3 separate regions of the Homo sapiens genome follow, and regions 1 and 2 are each linked to region 3. The links are chromatin contacts, found by Hi-C or POLR2A ChIA-PET in ENCODE. All regions are on one chromosome and are shown on one strand. Each heading gives the region's core, a stretch centred on a gene start or an enhancer-like site at or near the end of the contact. The rest is flanking DNA. Distances are from core to core; before and after follow the strand shown.

Region 1 (5,076 bases), core at 914-3,413, 2.3 Mb before region 3:
ATGTACATTTGCAACTAGGCTACTAAAATACTGTAATATTTAAGAACACTCACCACTGCAGGGAGAAGCTTCTCTTCGAGGAGAGCAATATAAGCCAATGTATCTGCCCCTTGTTTTGCTGAGAGTTCATAATCAGCATTATATTTCTATTAAAAAAAAATAAACCAAAGAAACTCAGAAGTCAAAGAGCAGCCCAAAGACAGTAAAACTAATCAAATCAGGATTCATATTTTTCCTTACAAATAGCAAACGTGGTATTAAAATGGGAGAAAGAGAAATACAAATCCAGTGAAACCTATTGCTTAATGCACATAAAGTTCTTAGCACAGCATCACATACACAATATGGTCAATAAATGTTACAATATTAACTACTATTATTTTCATGCTTGTTAATGACCTAGTTCAGTGCATGGCATGTAGTACAAACAAAGCAACTATTATTTTTAACAAGAAGGAAACAGTTCCAATTGGCTGTGTTTCTCCCCAAGACAAAAGAAAAAACCTTCCAATTTATAAAAGTTCAAAATGTTATTGACACAATTTTTTTAAGTACAGTATTGGCAAAACAAATAACTTATCCATTCATATAAATCTTTACATGTTTAAACATTTTGGATACATAATTCTCTACTGTTAAAACATTTAGATACATTATTCCATAAAACTGCTATTAAGAGCTTTTTAAAAATAATATAGTTGCTAGTTGGTGAGAGCTCAGGTGTCATGCCCAGCACAAAATGTGTACCAACTATGTGACAAAATACACAATCCTATCAATAAGTTTAATAGTGAAAATGGCTAATTAAATCTACTTACATACAAATTTCAATAAAATTCAAGCAAAGTTTATTAAAATATAAACTGACTACCTCTTCATATGACTTTCAAATCACAGAACTCATGCTTTAGAGCAGTGATTCTCAAATCTATTTTTACATCTTGTCCCAGGTATCTCCAATTGTCTAATGAGTTGGCAAAAAAAAATAAATAAATAAAATAAAGCCCAACATGCAGGGATCAACAATCTACCAATCTACTTCTTCAAAGTGAACCACCCACCTGTTTTCTTAAAAAGTTTAGTATTTTTGCTGGCTGAGAAACCATGTCGTCTTCAGTTGTCAAAATTGGTACATCGCCTATAATCAAAAAACAGTTTACATACAAGGACACAGTGTGATTTCCTCTGAGAGATTCCAATATCCTAAAAACTATAGCAGTTGCACATTTAGAGGGGAAAAAATGAGTAAGCTTGTCTTGGTTTTTTTGCTGTTTCACAAAGAGCGGTTCTAAAGAACATTTTCGTTTCTCATAATTTCCAGTGATTTCGCTTGCACTTTGAGGTATTACTCAGAATGATCAAACCATAAACAACACAGAGCCAAGGTCACGGTAAGAAACTAAATCCTCAATATTATAGCTATATACCTCACAGCTTTAAATGGAAGAAGAAAAAAAAGAGTGCAGAAAGGGGAGTGTAAAGGTTTACACTATACCTCTTGAACCTCTCCAGGTGTTATCTATCACATTGACTTTCAAGGGTGCACCAGAAAATTTGGCATAAGCCTGAAACAGAGTTTGCAATCAAACATTTTAGACCAAGTGCGTAATGCAAAGCTGCAGAGCAGCTTTACTTCACAGCCCCATCCCCCAAAGGCAGAAGGCGACTGATACTGAGGCCGCATCCCTCCCCGTGATCTCAAGTAGGGACGCGGGCGCCAGCCACCCGGCTTTCGAGGACTTTGCTCCCCAAAAGGTCCTGGGGATGCAGAGTAGGGAGGGCGCGCCCCTTGCTTCGGGGTTTCACTCCACCGCCCAGACAGCTTTGTGAGGCGGACAAAACTCGGAGCCAAGCGGAGAAGCCTTGATGTCGCCGCCGGCCTTCGGCGGGGGTATCGGCCAGGTTGGGACTCGTCGGTGGGAGGGAGCCCAGGGCAATGCAGCGTGCAGCGGCTCGGCCCTCCTGGACCCCGCAGCGCAGCGGGAAACTGGGGCAAGTCAGCCTGGCGCCTCCAGCCCCGCCCCTTCCTCCTGCGCCCTGGCCCGCGAGGCGGCCTCACCATCACCACCAGGGACTCGCTGTGAACCGATGGGAGTCCCCAGCCGCCTCCCCAGCAACTGAGTTCCAAGGGGGCCGCCATCTTGCGCGGGCCGACCTTTACTATCCCGGAAGTACTTTTCCTCCTAATTTCCGGCACGTGAAACGCGGGGGCGTGGCTAAGGGAGGGAAGGGTAATTTGGGGGCTCTTGAGAGATGAGAGAAACAACGACTGGAGGGATTAAGAAGAACTCTTAGGAGCAGCTTGGCCTAAAGGGTAAGAGTTGTGTGCCTTAAGTCAGACCCACCAGTAATTCTTCAAATATTAATATTTATTAGATCCCTAGAGTGTTCCAAACCCTTTGAACATTAAATCTGTGTGATGCCTAAATTAACCTGTTTGTAAAACAGGGATGACCCAGTATTTACAAGATTGTGGTATTTACAATGTCGGAGAGAAAGAACTTGGCACACAGGAGGCACTCAGTAATTGTTCAACCCCTTCTCCCATGTATGTGGCCTCTGCCTGCCTTTCCAGCCTCAACCTGTTCTCACCCTCATGTTCACTGGCACAACCCTGCTTAAAAGTTACAGTATTTCTGAACGTCAGGTAAATTGTGCCCACCTTCAGTGCTGGTCCTTCAATCTGGAATATCTTTCTTCCCTATGCAGCTGCTCCCTCAAAAATGAGCTTAACTCACCTTCCCTGTGATGTTTTTACAAAGTTAGGAGCTCTGGGTTCTTGTAGCCCCTTGTGCATATTTGAATTGTAGCTTCTCTCCCTAGCTACAGACCTTTTGCCTTTCACAGAAGAGGGCTAGCTTCATAGGTTTGGGACCTGTGCAGCCACACAAGGCTCTGTGCTTAAAAAGGCTCCTCATTTGGCTGATGCTCTTCCGTCACTGTCTTGAAATTCTTAAGTTTTGAACAAGGGGCTCTGCATTTTTATTTTGGACTGGGCCCCTCAAATCATGTAGCTCGTCATGTCTGTGGGCCTAATGAGCACAGACTAAATGTTTCTTGACGTTAAACCTGACAGTTTCTCAGAAAAACTATTAAAGAGGAAATTTTGGTCTTGGAAATGCTATGATCCAAACATATGACTGGGTCTCAGAGTTAGAACTTGGGTGCTGGGTCTTTTTTCTAGAAGGCACAGTAGTCTTTCTGGGACACCCTCGCAGTCATGCCTCTGAGTTCTTTCCTCTATTCCACTGAGATGGTCGGATCTTCTTAACTAAAACTCAAAAGAAACCTCTGCAACTTTTCGTAAAATTACTATTCAACAAATATTTGCTAGGCACTCCCTTACTGTTTACATAATCATTCAAATTACAGTGCCAGCCTGCTAAAGTCTTTTTTACATGTTTCAAAACCAAGAGTTCTAAGAAATGAAAAAGAGATATGTCAGAAATGAGAATTCATTAATAATAACTGTATAATTGGAAAATGCATAACATATGTACCATTAAAACTGTCGAAACATTTATTGAGCAGCTCCTATGTCTTAGACATCATAAGGTTCTGGAACAATACAGAAATATATAAAACATGAATTCTGTCCTCGGGAGTTTACAGTGCACAAAGGAGATATACACACACCAAGGTGTAACAAGTCAGATAATCACGAGTAGGGTTAGAAATATAAGCAAAATACTACAGAAACACAAAGGAGGGACAGTGCATCCTCTGTGTGATCAGTGGAGACTATCTGTTGAGTCTTCAGTATAAAGAAAGTAAAGTAATTCAACTTTCAGATTGTAATGGAACCTCCCTGTTTTGAGGGTTAGAAATGTCAAACCATAGACTGACAAAGGCAAGGCAGGGGGAAAGAAAATCCTAAGCCATAAAGCTGAGGGTCCATATACTACATTCAGGCATTTAAAACAATCATACAGAAAGAATGTGGATTTCCTGAGCCTTGTTTGTAGCAGGACTGAGAGGAGTGAATGAACATTCTTAGTGGACACATAACACAGTTACTCAGTTTGGCCTTCTTCCGTACTGCTGCTACTACATACAGTGATTTCATTTGCATTAAAGAGAAATTAAATCTCTTCCCTTAGTGTTGAATTGAGACAGAATAGCATGTCATTGCATCTGATGAAAGAATCCTTACACACAGGTTTATTAGTGCATAGATAATAGCAATCTTTTATTGCTGCAGTTCCTCTTGAGAGTCTGTATCTGTTAGATTGAATTTAAAAAACTCTAACATAGCTGATTGCACAAACAGGCTGAATACTGTTCCAGAGAACCACACAGAAAATTGAAGCCTTCAGAAATTATGCCTGGTATGGTTAGTTGGCTCCTGTGCCTTTTCCTGGCTGTTTTAGAGTATTGTTCAGAGTTCATCTAAATCATAACTTCAGATTCCTACCGGGAAGAATACTGTCTGCAAAACATCCATGTTTGTGTGGGATGGCCTGAATCACAGCTTTATAATGAGTATCCCAGACAGTGTTTTCCCCAAAAAAGAAATCTTATTTTTCAAAAGATGATCATTAAGAATGGTTTCATCTGGTGATAGTCATCTGAACTCAGGCAACCTGACCTTGGCATCCATACCCATCCTTCATGTGTTTCTTAACTTGGGAGCCACAGTGCAAGGTTTGTTAGGCTCTTTTTGTCTGGGTGATTAAGAATCTGGGAAATGGTGCTGTTGGGAAAGATGAAAGGTTTGTGACAAATGATGGTACAGTATATGGTCCCTTATGGGAAAATTAAATTGTAAAGTCTTAAATATCCCTTTGAACTTGAAGATTCTGTAATTTGTGTTCAGATATAAAATCCTTAAGGAGGGGAAAGAACAAACACTGAATAGAAAAAAGGAGAGCTGAGTTCTTGACTTGGCCTCTGATTAGCCATATGCGCTTGGGCCAATCATTTTACATTGATACCTCTGCTCATTCATTTATAAAGCAAAAGTTCTTTTATCTCTGAGATGCTATCATTTTATGTGTAATGAACATTTAATAATTTCTGACATTTATGGAGCAATTTCTACATGCCAGAAGTTGTTTCAAGTATCTAACATAACTT
Region 2 (4,944 bases), core at 578-3,077, 2.7 Mb before region 3:
ACTTTCATAAAGGATAAATTCATACAAATAAGAGAATAACTATGTTTATGCAACTAATAGCTGAGCTGCAAAGTACATGAAGCAGAAATTGATAGAACTACAATTGAAAAAAACCAGTAATAGTCAGAAATTTCAATACTCTCAATAATTAGTAGAATAAGTAGACAGTAAATCAGAAAGGATATAGATTTGAACACTAATATCAACCAACTTGACATGATTGACATTTATAGAACACTCCATGCAACAACTGCAAAAAACACATTCATTTCAAATGCACAGTGAGTATTTACCAAGACAGACTATATACTCTGGGCCACAGAACAAGTGTCAATAAGTTTAAAATTATTAATAGTGTACGAAGTACCTTCTCTGATCACAATGGGATTAAATCAGAAATCAGTAACAGGCAGCTACCTGGAAAACTCCTCCACATTTGCAGACCAACACTTACAAAAAACCCATGGTCAAAAAAAGAAAGCAATAGGGAAATTACAAAGTATTTTGAAATGAAGGAAAATGAAAATACAATATATCAAAATATGTGGAATGTAGCTAAAACAGTATAGAGGGACACTTATCACACCAAATGCCTGTACAAACAAGAGACATCTAAAATTAATGGTCATCAGTTTCTGAGTTAAGAAACTAGAGAAACAAAACAAGAAATTTAAAAATTAAAAAATAGCAGAGTAAAGGAAACAATAAACATAAGAGCAGAAATCAATAAAATAGAAAACAGAAAACCAGTAGAGAAAATCCAAGAAAGCAAAAACGGGCTTTGAGATTTGAGATCCGTAAACCGAGAAGCCCCTCACCAGATCGATCAGAAAAAAAGATGACACACAAATTACCAATTTCAGAACCTGAGGGGTCAGATTTTATAGACATTAAGTGGACAATAAAGGAATACAGCTAACAGATTTGCATTATTAAACAATTTAGACATTTCTACAAATTATTAAAGCTCACTCAAGAGGCGATATCAATAAATATTTGTTGAATTAGTGAATACCAGCTATTACTATGGGCAAGGCGCTAAGTCCAGGCTTTAGAGAGAAAGAAAGCATTTTTTTTTTTTTTTTTTTTTGAGACAAAGTCTTGCTCTGTCGCCCAGGCTGGAGTGCTGTGGCACGATCTCGGCTCACTGCAACCTCCGCCTCCCGGGTTCAAGCGATTCGCCAGCCTCAGCCTCTTGAGTAGCGGGGTTACAGGCGCACGCCACCAAGCTCGGCTAATTTTTGTATTTTTAGTAAAGATGGGGTTTCACCATGTTGGCCAGGCTGGTCTCGAACTCCTGACCTCGTGATCCGCCCGCCTCAGCCTCCCAAAGTGCTAGGATTACAGGGGTGAGCCACCGCGTCCGGCCAAAGAAAGCATTTTCCTTCCAAAGAAGCTCTCAGGTTACTGGAGGGGCAAAAGAACAGATAAAGTTTAATGTTGCTCCGGGGGAGAAGATTAGGGGAACACTGGTTAAAGAAAGGCTTCTCTGGGGACAAGTCACTCGGCCAACACACGAAGGACCCACAGAAAACGTCTGTTACAGCTAGAACGGCTGCACGTGAGTTCAGGCAAGGGGCCCAGAAGTGGCCCTCCGGCGACTGCCTGCTCCACCCCTCTTAGTGCAGTCCTAACCCTTTCCCAACTTGTGCTGGCAGCAGTTAAGAAACTCCTTTCAAATCCGGCTGTCTTGCGCCTGCGCATTCAAGCAAAGCGCTCATAGGCGGGGTGGGGGGGGTGGGGGGGGTTGGGGGGTGGGGGGGGTTGGGGGGTGGGAGGGAGGCGGCCACCGGAAGTGTGACCTTTCGCTCCCCGCTGCCTATTCTCATCCGGGGTCACGTCGGTCTTCCGGGTGTCTTTGACAGGGTTTTCTACGCCGCTTTTTCGGCGACTTTTTGCTCTTCCGCTTTTTGCCACCGCCCCCAACCTTCTATATCCTTGCAGCCCCTACCTTTTCTTGTGTTGCTCCTCCCCTGGCAGCCGTGAGGGGGGTTAGATCTCAGCCGGAGCCGGAGCTGGGCCTAGCTGTCCCACGGGCCACCACTACCTCCTTTGGTTCGGGAGAAAGCTACGACCAAGTACGCCCAGCTCGGGCCTTAGAACTTCTGAACGGGCAGTGCGGGTAGGCCCTGCTTAGCCCTTCCCGGAGGACACCTGTGAGTTTAGGGGGTTTCGGAGAGGAACGCAGCAGTGTAGGCCCAGGTCGGCGGCGGGGCACGGGAAACTTTTCCGAAACGGTAGCGTTTTGTTTTGCGTGGGAGGTTCCAGCAGTATCTCTTGGTTATTCCAAATTTATGGGCGGCATCTGGGCTGCTGTACATTTTGAAGAATCTTAGGACCGCTTACTTTGCTTACTCGTTTTCTATTCCTCGCGTACTGCCTCGTCCACCACTCCAGGACCAAAAGAGGAAGATAGTCTTGGGACCCTTGCATGGTGTTTCAAAGGGTGGTGAAGAACTAAGGTACGTAGCTGGATTAATTAAAAAATTTAAAAGGCATTTATCTTTTAAGCCTTAATTAAATGGCATGAAATTGCTTCAGCTTTTCACTTTATAGGAAAATGCACAGGTTAAGACTGTTGTGTGCGTTTCTTTTCTTGTTCAGCCTTTGTAGAAAAGCTCTTCGTCTCTCAAGGTGAGAACACGAAAGGCTTATATGTCTCAAAACTTATGGATTCTCTAAATTACTTGTCTTATCTCTTTCAACTCTTTGTTTAAAGTAGCAGATATTTTTCATTAGGGTGAACAGAGAAGAAACAAAGGGAAACTGTAAAACACAAGCTAAATAACACATGTGCAGTGTATGATTTTGTGAAGAAAGAGATTGTAACTGATTACTAAATCTGTGTTTTTATATTACAGGTAACATAGTAACTTTTGTAAATATCTTCATATTGTATGGTTCAGTACCACCAGGCTTCTAACACGTACTGATTAACAGCCATAAGGCTATTAATTTATACTGATTAATAGCCAGTAATAGTGACGTTACTTTGTTGGTGTGAATAGCCCTAATTATGTCTGTTCTGGAAATGTCCTGTAACAGGTTCCATGTGAAATAGGCCGTTTATGAGTTGTTTAAGAAATGCCCATTTGGAGCCATGTGACTAGATTATTTTTTTGAACACTTGGGTGTAATTTAATTCTTAACCAAAAGGAATATCCTGTTCAAAACCTGGAAGTAGTTTTCACAGTGGGTTGGCAGGATTTAGGAACTGGATTTTTCGTATTGTGGAGAAAAGTGGGTTTGAGATATCAAAGGTATTTGGACAAAATGGACAGTATCTTGGTTTAGCCAGTAAATTTCTGGTTTTCATTCTAGGTATATTCTGCTTTCTAAAGAATCCTGATGAAGGAATTATATATAACCTTGAGTGTTCTCTAATTTGTTGGAGGAGAGGTCAAGTTGAGGACAGAAATTCCAGGTTGCAAATTCCAGGACCAAATACTTTATAACTAGAAATTACTAGGAATTAATCTTTTTTTTTTTTTTTTTTTTTTTTTTTGCAAGACGGAATCTTGATCTTGTCACCCAGGCTACAGTGCAATGGCACTATCTTGGCTCACTGCAGCCTCTGCCTCCTGGGTTCAAGCGATCTCCTGCCTCAGCCTGCCGAGTAGCTGGGATTACAGGCACGTGCCACTATGCTTGGCTAATTTTTGTATTTTTAGTAGAGGCAGGGTTTCACCATGTTGGCCAGGCTGGTCTCCAACTCCTGACCTCAGGTGATCCATCCGCCTCGGCCTCCCAAAGTGCTGGGATTACAGGCGTGAGCCACTGTGCCCGGCCGAATTAATCTACTCTTTTACTACCTTGTCTCATGTAAACCTGTGTAATTTCCCATTGGGTCCACCTTAGGAAACCGTCTTTAAGGTTTTCTCCGTAAAGAAAGTACCAGTATACTCTTTCATGGTCAAGTACAGATTGTGGAACTGATAACTTTTAAGGTAAGGAAAATTGGATATTGCCAATATCTGGATTTTATGTATCTATCATAAAATTTGTCACATAGGAGATGGTAGAAGACCATAGTTAATGTGGAGTAACGTTTTATATAGCTAATCTCTACTTAAGAAACCTTTCATTCAGAGTATGAAGAAAATGATTTAAAATTTTGTGGAGGTCCCCTTATTTCTGTTACAGTAATAGTTTTACTGTATTTTGTGAAACTCTACAGTCTCTTTAAAAAAATGATTATGTTGTTTATGATAATTGTTTTGATGTCATTTTTATTTTCATCAAAATCAATGTGAAATGTATTAGAAAAAGGCATAGAAATTCATAGGCGTTTCATTTACTTCCTCAACTCTAGATGTCTTTCAGAATACCTATATTGGTGAGCATAGAACGAATGCGTCGGAATGATTTTCCTCTACTTGAAGCCTACCTTCTTTAAAAAGAGCCTGACTTGAGGGCCAAAATTCATACTGAGGAGAGGCTGACAGATCCTTTGTTTTGCAGGGGCTCCAGAGCTTGATATATTTCTGGGAATTTGGAATATGCTAAACTAGATTTCTGCCCTAGACTAAACATCTGGCTGTGGACTCAATCTAAGTTTTTAAGCTGGGGATAATTTGGTCATTAACTTGGTAGAGTAGTTCTGAGCCACAAGTCATCTTTAGACTTAGTTTGGATTTGGCTGTGTAAGAGATGAAAACAAGGTGAGGCCTGGGCTCTTGATGTCATTTTGCATCTTCAAATCTTAATATACATGGACCTTATTCAGTTATAGAGGAAAAACAGCATATTTTTTATAGGTATAAACAAAAGTATCTAGGCTTTTTGCTATGAACCGATTTAAATAAACCTGAAAGTACAAGATTTTAATTCTAGTTTTTCTGAATACATATTTCTTCCATTCACTAGATTTGTAGTGTCTATTCCAACAAAATGAACTATCAAGCAAAATTTGTTACAGTGAATTGTATTTAATATCATTTTCTC
Region 3 (4,778 bases), core at 358-2,857:
GCGTGGGCCTGTAGTCCCAACTACTTGCGAGGCTGACGTGGGAGGATCTATGCCTAGAACGTCAAGATGGCCAGCCTGTGTGACAAGGGACCCTATCTCAAAAAAAAAAAAAGAAAAAAGAAAAAAGGTATCTGAGGTAAGAATTAGAAAGTCTGGGCCGGACACAGTGGCTCACGCCTGTAATTCCAGCACTTTCGGAGGCCGAAGCAGGCATTATCACCTGAGGTCAGGAGTTTGAGACTAGCCTGGTCAACATGGTGAAACCCCATCACTACTGAAAATACAAAATATTAGCTGGTGTGGTAGTGGGCGCCTGTAATCCCAGCTACCTGGGAGGCTGAGGCAGGAGAAATGCTTGAACCTGGGAGGCTAAGGTTGCAGGGAGTCTTGCGCTACTGCACACCAGCCTGGGTGACAGAGCTAGACTGTCTCAAAAAAAAAAAAAAAAAAAAAAAAAGTCTGGGTTAAAATGGCTCTACCATCAAATATGATAGAACTATATGAAATTATTATTTTAAAAAGTCAAAACCAGTCAAATACTGGCAGTTTCATGTCTCAATCTTAGGTGTATGACCTCAATTAATTCTGATGCAAGTCACTTCTCTTCACCTTAGTTTTATCAAGTCGATAAAGTTCAATAGCTGACACGTGCCATTTACTTATAACAACTCCCACAGTAAAGGTGTTTGTGTCCTTTACTTCATCATTGCTAGTATCTTCTCCAATTCCTTCCAGGCCAACGTTAAATTAAAACCTTAACTACCTAATTCCCAAAAACTAATTTTACCAACTTTTAAATAGAACAAACGCTTTGCAATTTTACCCCACAATGCCCAAATGAATACTACTACACAAAAACCTGCAATTACTTTCAAAACAAGAATTCGTAAGTTCATGTCTCGAATTCCTATAATAAACTAAAACTTGACGGGAGCAATGGACTTACACTTTTTCCAGCACGATTCCTTTTGCATGAGAAGCACCTCCAAAAGGGTTGGCCTTTAGGGCTGTGCCCAAATGAGCTTTCTTATACTGTTTATCATGCCACTTCTGGTCTCGTCGGTGACTACGGAGCTTCCTAGCAGTACGAAGTCCACGACACTTGCCTAAAAATTAAATATTTTAGTTCTTCCGTAAAAACACGCCATCTACGTGTTTCCCATCTTCTAAGACACTCGCCTCACCTGGAATAAACCCTTAAGCCGATTGGCTCTCGTACTATTTATTGGCCTGTGGGCCAAACATTTGGCCTTCAAGTTGCCCTGAACCGACTAATAAACGTTCGAAGAGGGCTCCGGAGAATGTGTTCTCCCGAAGGACGAGGCCCCGCTCGAATGCCCGGGAGGAAGCGCTGGCCTCCCTGCGTCCCTCGGTACCCCGACCTCGGCGGCCTCCACGCCTCATGGGCCCCTTCCGCGCCGGACCACGTGCCTCCTGGAGCGGCGCTTCCCCGGCCCTCCCCCATGGAGCCTCTCCATGGCATCCCCCGCCCTACTCTATTCGCATCCGCCCGCCCGTCCCCAAGACCCCAAGTCCCGCTTGCAGCGCCCTTAAACCGGCCACAACAGCTCACCCATCCTGTCGGCGCCACGGGCCTGAGCGAAAGAGAGAAGCACCGCAGGAAGGAGCCACAAGCCACCGCGAGCAAGCCCCGCCCAGCCAAGGACCCCGCGCCGCTGTCTGCGCCGCGCCTGACCCGAGGCTGGGGTCTCTCCTTTGAAAACGACGCGTTTGCATCACTTTCCTGAGCCAGAATCTGCGTCTTATTTAATTTGCAAGAAATTCAGAGATATCTAATTTGCATGGTTTTTTTTCCCCCTTTTTCTTTTGAATGCTGGAGACCGGAGGAACATGGACTACCAATCCCAGAATGCGTTTTATGGGACCCGCTCACCGCGCAGGCGCTCTTGCCCAAGCCACTGAGAGCGGGACGCGGGGCTAGGTCAGAGTAGGAAGGAGTCGCTGAGCTGAATCTTTGTGGAGTGGAGTGGGGCGAGAGTCCTCCGAGTAGTCTGGAAAATTAGACTTCTGAGCCTTAATTCATACTTATAAGCAGCTAGTAAATTGTAAAATATAGTGAAGCAATGTAGTGTAGTAACTAAAACCCCAAGCTTTGGAGCCAGATTGGGCCTTTAACCCTAAAGTTGCCGTTTATTTTGACTGGCGAGTCATTTACTTATAGATTTATTTATTTTTATTTTTATTTTTTTCTGAGACAGGGTCTCACTCTGTCTTCTAGGCTGTTGTGCAGTGGTGCGATCTTGGCTCACTACAACCTCCGCCTCCCGGGTTCAAGCGATTGTCCCACCTCAGCCTCCTGAGTAGCTGGGATTACAGGCTTCCACCATCACGCCTGGCTGATGTTTGTATTTTCAGTAGAGAGGGGGTTTCACCATGTTGGCCAGGCTGGTGTCGATCTCCTGACCTCGAGTGATCCGCCCGCCTCGGCCTCCCAATGTGCTGGGATTACAGGCGTGAGCCACCGCGCCTGGCCATTTAATTAACTCTTTAATACTGTTTCTCCTGTAAGATGAACTAGCTGTGAGAGGTTTCTGGGATATTGGTTCACTCAGCAAGGATGTTTAAAAATGCCTTCTATGTGCCAGACGCTGTTGTAGGTACCGGGAATATGGCGGTTAAATTAAGAGGGTGAAGGTTTCTGCTCTGATACAGTTTATATTCTAAATGTGAGAGGACAGACCAGTTAGATAGATGTAAATTAAATAATTAAATAGATGATTTTTACATACTGTAGAGCTATAGAGAAAATATAGCTGGATGGGTGATAGTGACTTGGGGATGGGGGTGGCTACTCTGGATAGGGTAGTTTAAGGTGACATCTCTGTGCAGATGTAGAATGGGCTAGTGCTTTCTAAGAACTGAAAGATCAGTGAAGAAGGGGAGCATAGTGACTGAGGAGTAGTGTGGCATTAGATGGGGTCTGAGAGTTACACAGGAACATGTGGAGCCTGTAGGCCATGGTAAAGCCTTTTTCTACTCTTCTGGTGATTTAAAGCCATTGTAAAGTTTTGAGCTTGGGAGTAGGTAGCAAAATAAGATTTATATTTTTATGGGGTTACTCTGGCTGTTGAGAGGAGAAAAAGACATGAATCTGGGAGGCCACTTGGGAAGGTATTGCAATAGTTCAGATGAGAGATGGTGATAGCTTGGACCCTCAGTGGAGACAGTAAAAAGTGGTTGGGTCAGATACACTGTTTGGTGGTAGAATGAACAGAATTTGCTCAGGACTGTAGGATGTGAGAGAGGAGTTAATTACAGCACTATGATTTTTGACCTCAGCACTTGGGTGAGTTGTAGAGTTGTGAGTTGTGAGTTGGGTGAGTTCCAAAGTGGGAAATACGAGGAGAGGAGCAAATTTCAAAGGAGGAAATGAAGAGTTCTGGTTTGGATGTGTTAAGTTTGAACTGTCAAACATCCAGGGATGTGAAGTGGACAGTTGGATATATGATAAGAAGCTGAGGAGTAATCAATGAATAAATAGTATTAAAACTGTGGCTCTAGTTGAGATAGCTTAGGTGATGACTGTAGGTAGAACAGAGATTAGAGTCCTGAGCACACCAAAGTTTAGTGGTACAGAAGAGAAGGCAGGTGAAGCAAAACAGATGAAGAAAGAGTGGCCAATGTTACACTCTGTTCAAAGCCAAGTGAAGAAGGGAGTGAGAAAGTGTGAAAAGAGATAAGATGAGGACTGAGAATTGCCTTTTGGACTTGAAAATGTGGAGATTACTGGTCACTTTGTCAAATGGGGACTCCATGGAGTACTGAAAGTGAAAGGCGATGGGATCGGAGTGAAGAGAATATGGGAGGGAAGGAAGTCTAGACAGCAACTATAGACAATTTTTGAAAGACATTTTTTATGTGCAGAGAAATGGCACCCTATTTGGAGGGGAATGTGGAGTTGGAGGGTTTTATTTTTAAGATGGCAACTTTTATGACATTTTTGTATGCTGATCAGGTTGAGAAAATTAAAAATGGGTTATTCAGCAGAGAAGGGATAATTGCAGGAGCAACTCCTTAAGTAGACTAGAAGGGTACCCAAGTGGAGGAGTTAACTGTAGGAACAATAACAGTTTATGTATGGTAGTAGAGTGACAGGTACAGCTGCAAGTAAATTGGAAGATTTGATGATAGGAAGTTGTGGAACTTCTTCACTTTTGACTTACTTTTTCAATTTTTTCAATGAAATAAAAAGCAAGGCCATCAGTGAAGAGAAAGAGTGGGAGAAAAAGGTTTGAGGAGAGAAGGTAAGATGTGAAATCATCATCAATGATAACAATATAAGCATTAGATAGTATTTACTATGTGCCAGATTCTATTTTTGGCTTATATTTATTAACTCATTTTATTCTCATAAGGAATTTTACTGAGGGACAGATAACGATAATTTTACTGAGGGATAGATATACAAAAACTGAGGCTTTGGTGAGTTTAACTTCCCCAAGATCACGTATTTAGTAAGTGGTAGAAGTAAGATTTTAACCCAGGTAATCTGGTTTTAGAATCTTGTATTTGACCCCTCTTATACTGCCTCCTAATCTAGAATGGTAGGAAAATGCATTGACAAGAAAATAGGTTTTTTGAGCAGTTCTGAGAGCCCATTTGAAATCTGTGTTTATGAAGTGACATCAGTGAGTTATGTGTATTTCTTCAGATTCACAAATACTGCATGTTTACACTTATATGTGGAATCTAAAAATTTTGAACGGATAGAAGCAGTGAGTAGAATGGTGGGCGTGGGAGTTTGGGGGATCTGGGGA

What was found. Hi-C counts contacts between places; a loop is a spot of excess contacts on that map. ChIA-PET counts read pairs that join two places held with the same protein, here RNA polymerase II (POLR2A). Pooled maps may share reads with other maps.
Region 1: a map of CD4-positive, alpha-beta T cell shows a loop between it and region 3 (16-fold over the local background). The contact joins the promoter of MTX3 here to the promoter of RPS23 in region 3. A Hi-C loop is called at or near these places in 2 of 168 maps with a recorded cell type or tissue (CD4-positive, alpha-beta T cell and naive thymus-derived CD4-positive, alpha-beta T cell) and 7 of 50 pooled maps. POLR2A ChIA-PET finds 5 or more read pairs at or near these places in 1 of 52 experiments (OCI-LY7).
Region 2: a loop to region 3 is called in a map of CD8-positive, alpha-beta T cell, with 17 times the contacts of the local background. The contact joins the promoter of TENT2 here to the promoter of RPS23 in region 3. A Hi-C loop is called at or near these places in 3 of 168 maps with a recorded cell type or tissue (B cell, CD4-positive, alpha-beta T cell and CD8-positive, alpha-beta T cell) and 11 of 50 pooled maps. POLR2A ChIA-PET finds 5 or more read pairs at or near these places in 2 of 52 experiments (B cell and activated B cell).

What each region holds. Positions count from the first base shown.
Region 1 is chr5:79,989,099-79,994,174 of GRCh38, forward strand. MTX3 (metaxin 3) reads right to left here and starts at 2,164. Exons shown (of 9, transcript NM_001363818.2): 1 at 2,060-2,164; 2 at 1,496-1,565; 3 at 1,062-1,138; 4 at 54-146. The coding sequence starts at 2,140. It also overlaps a transcript of THBS4 not described here. RefSeq lists an enhancer at 1,662-1,831.
Region 2 is chr5:79,610,614-79,615,557 of GRCh38, forward strand. TENT2 (terminal nucleotidyltransferase 2) reads left to right here and starts at 1,828. Exons shown (of 15, transcript NM_001114394.3): 1 at 1,828-2,462. LOC124901014 (a long non-coding RNA gene) reads right to left here and starts at 1,724. Exons shown (of 2, transcript XR_007058840.1): 1 at 1,529-1,724; 2 at 858-1,407. RefSeq lists an enhancer at 1,433-2,632.
Region 3 is chr5:82,276,747-82,281,524 of GRCh38, forward strand. RPS23 (ribosomal protein S23) reads right to left here and starts at 1,608. Exons shown (of 4, transcript NM_001025.5): 1 at 1,574-1,608; 2 at 947-1,106. The coding sequence starts at 1,577. It also overlaps the pseudogene ATP6AP1L. RefSeq lists an enhancer at 1,599-1,928.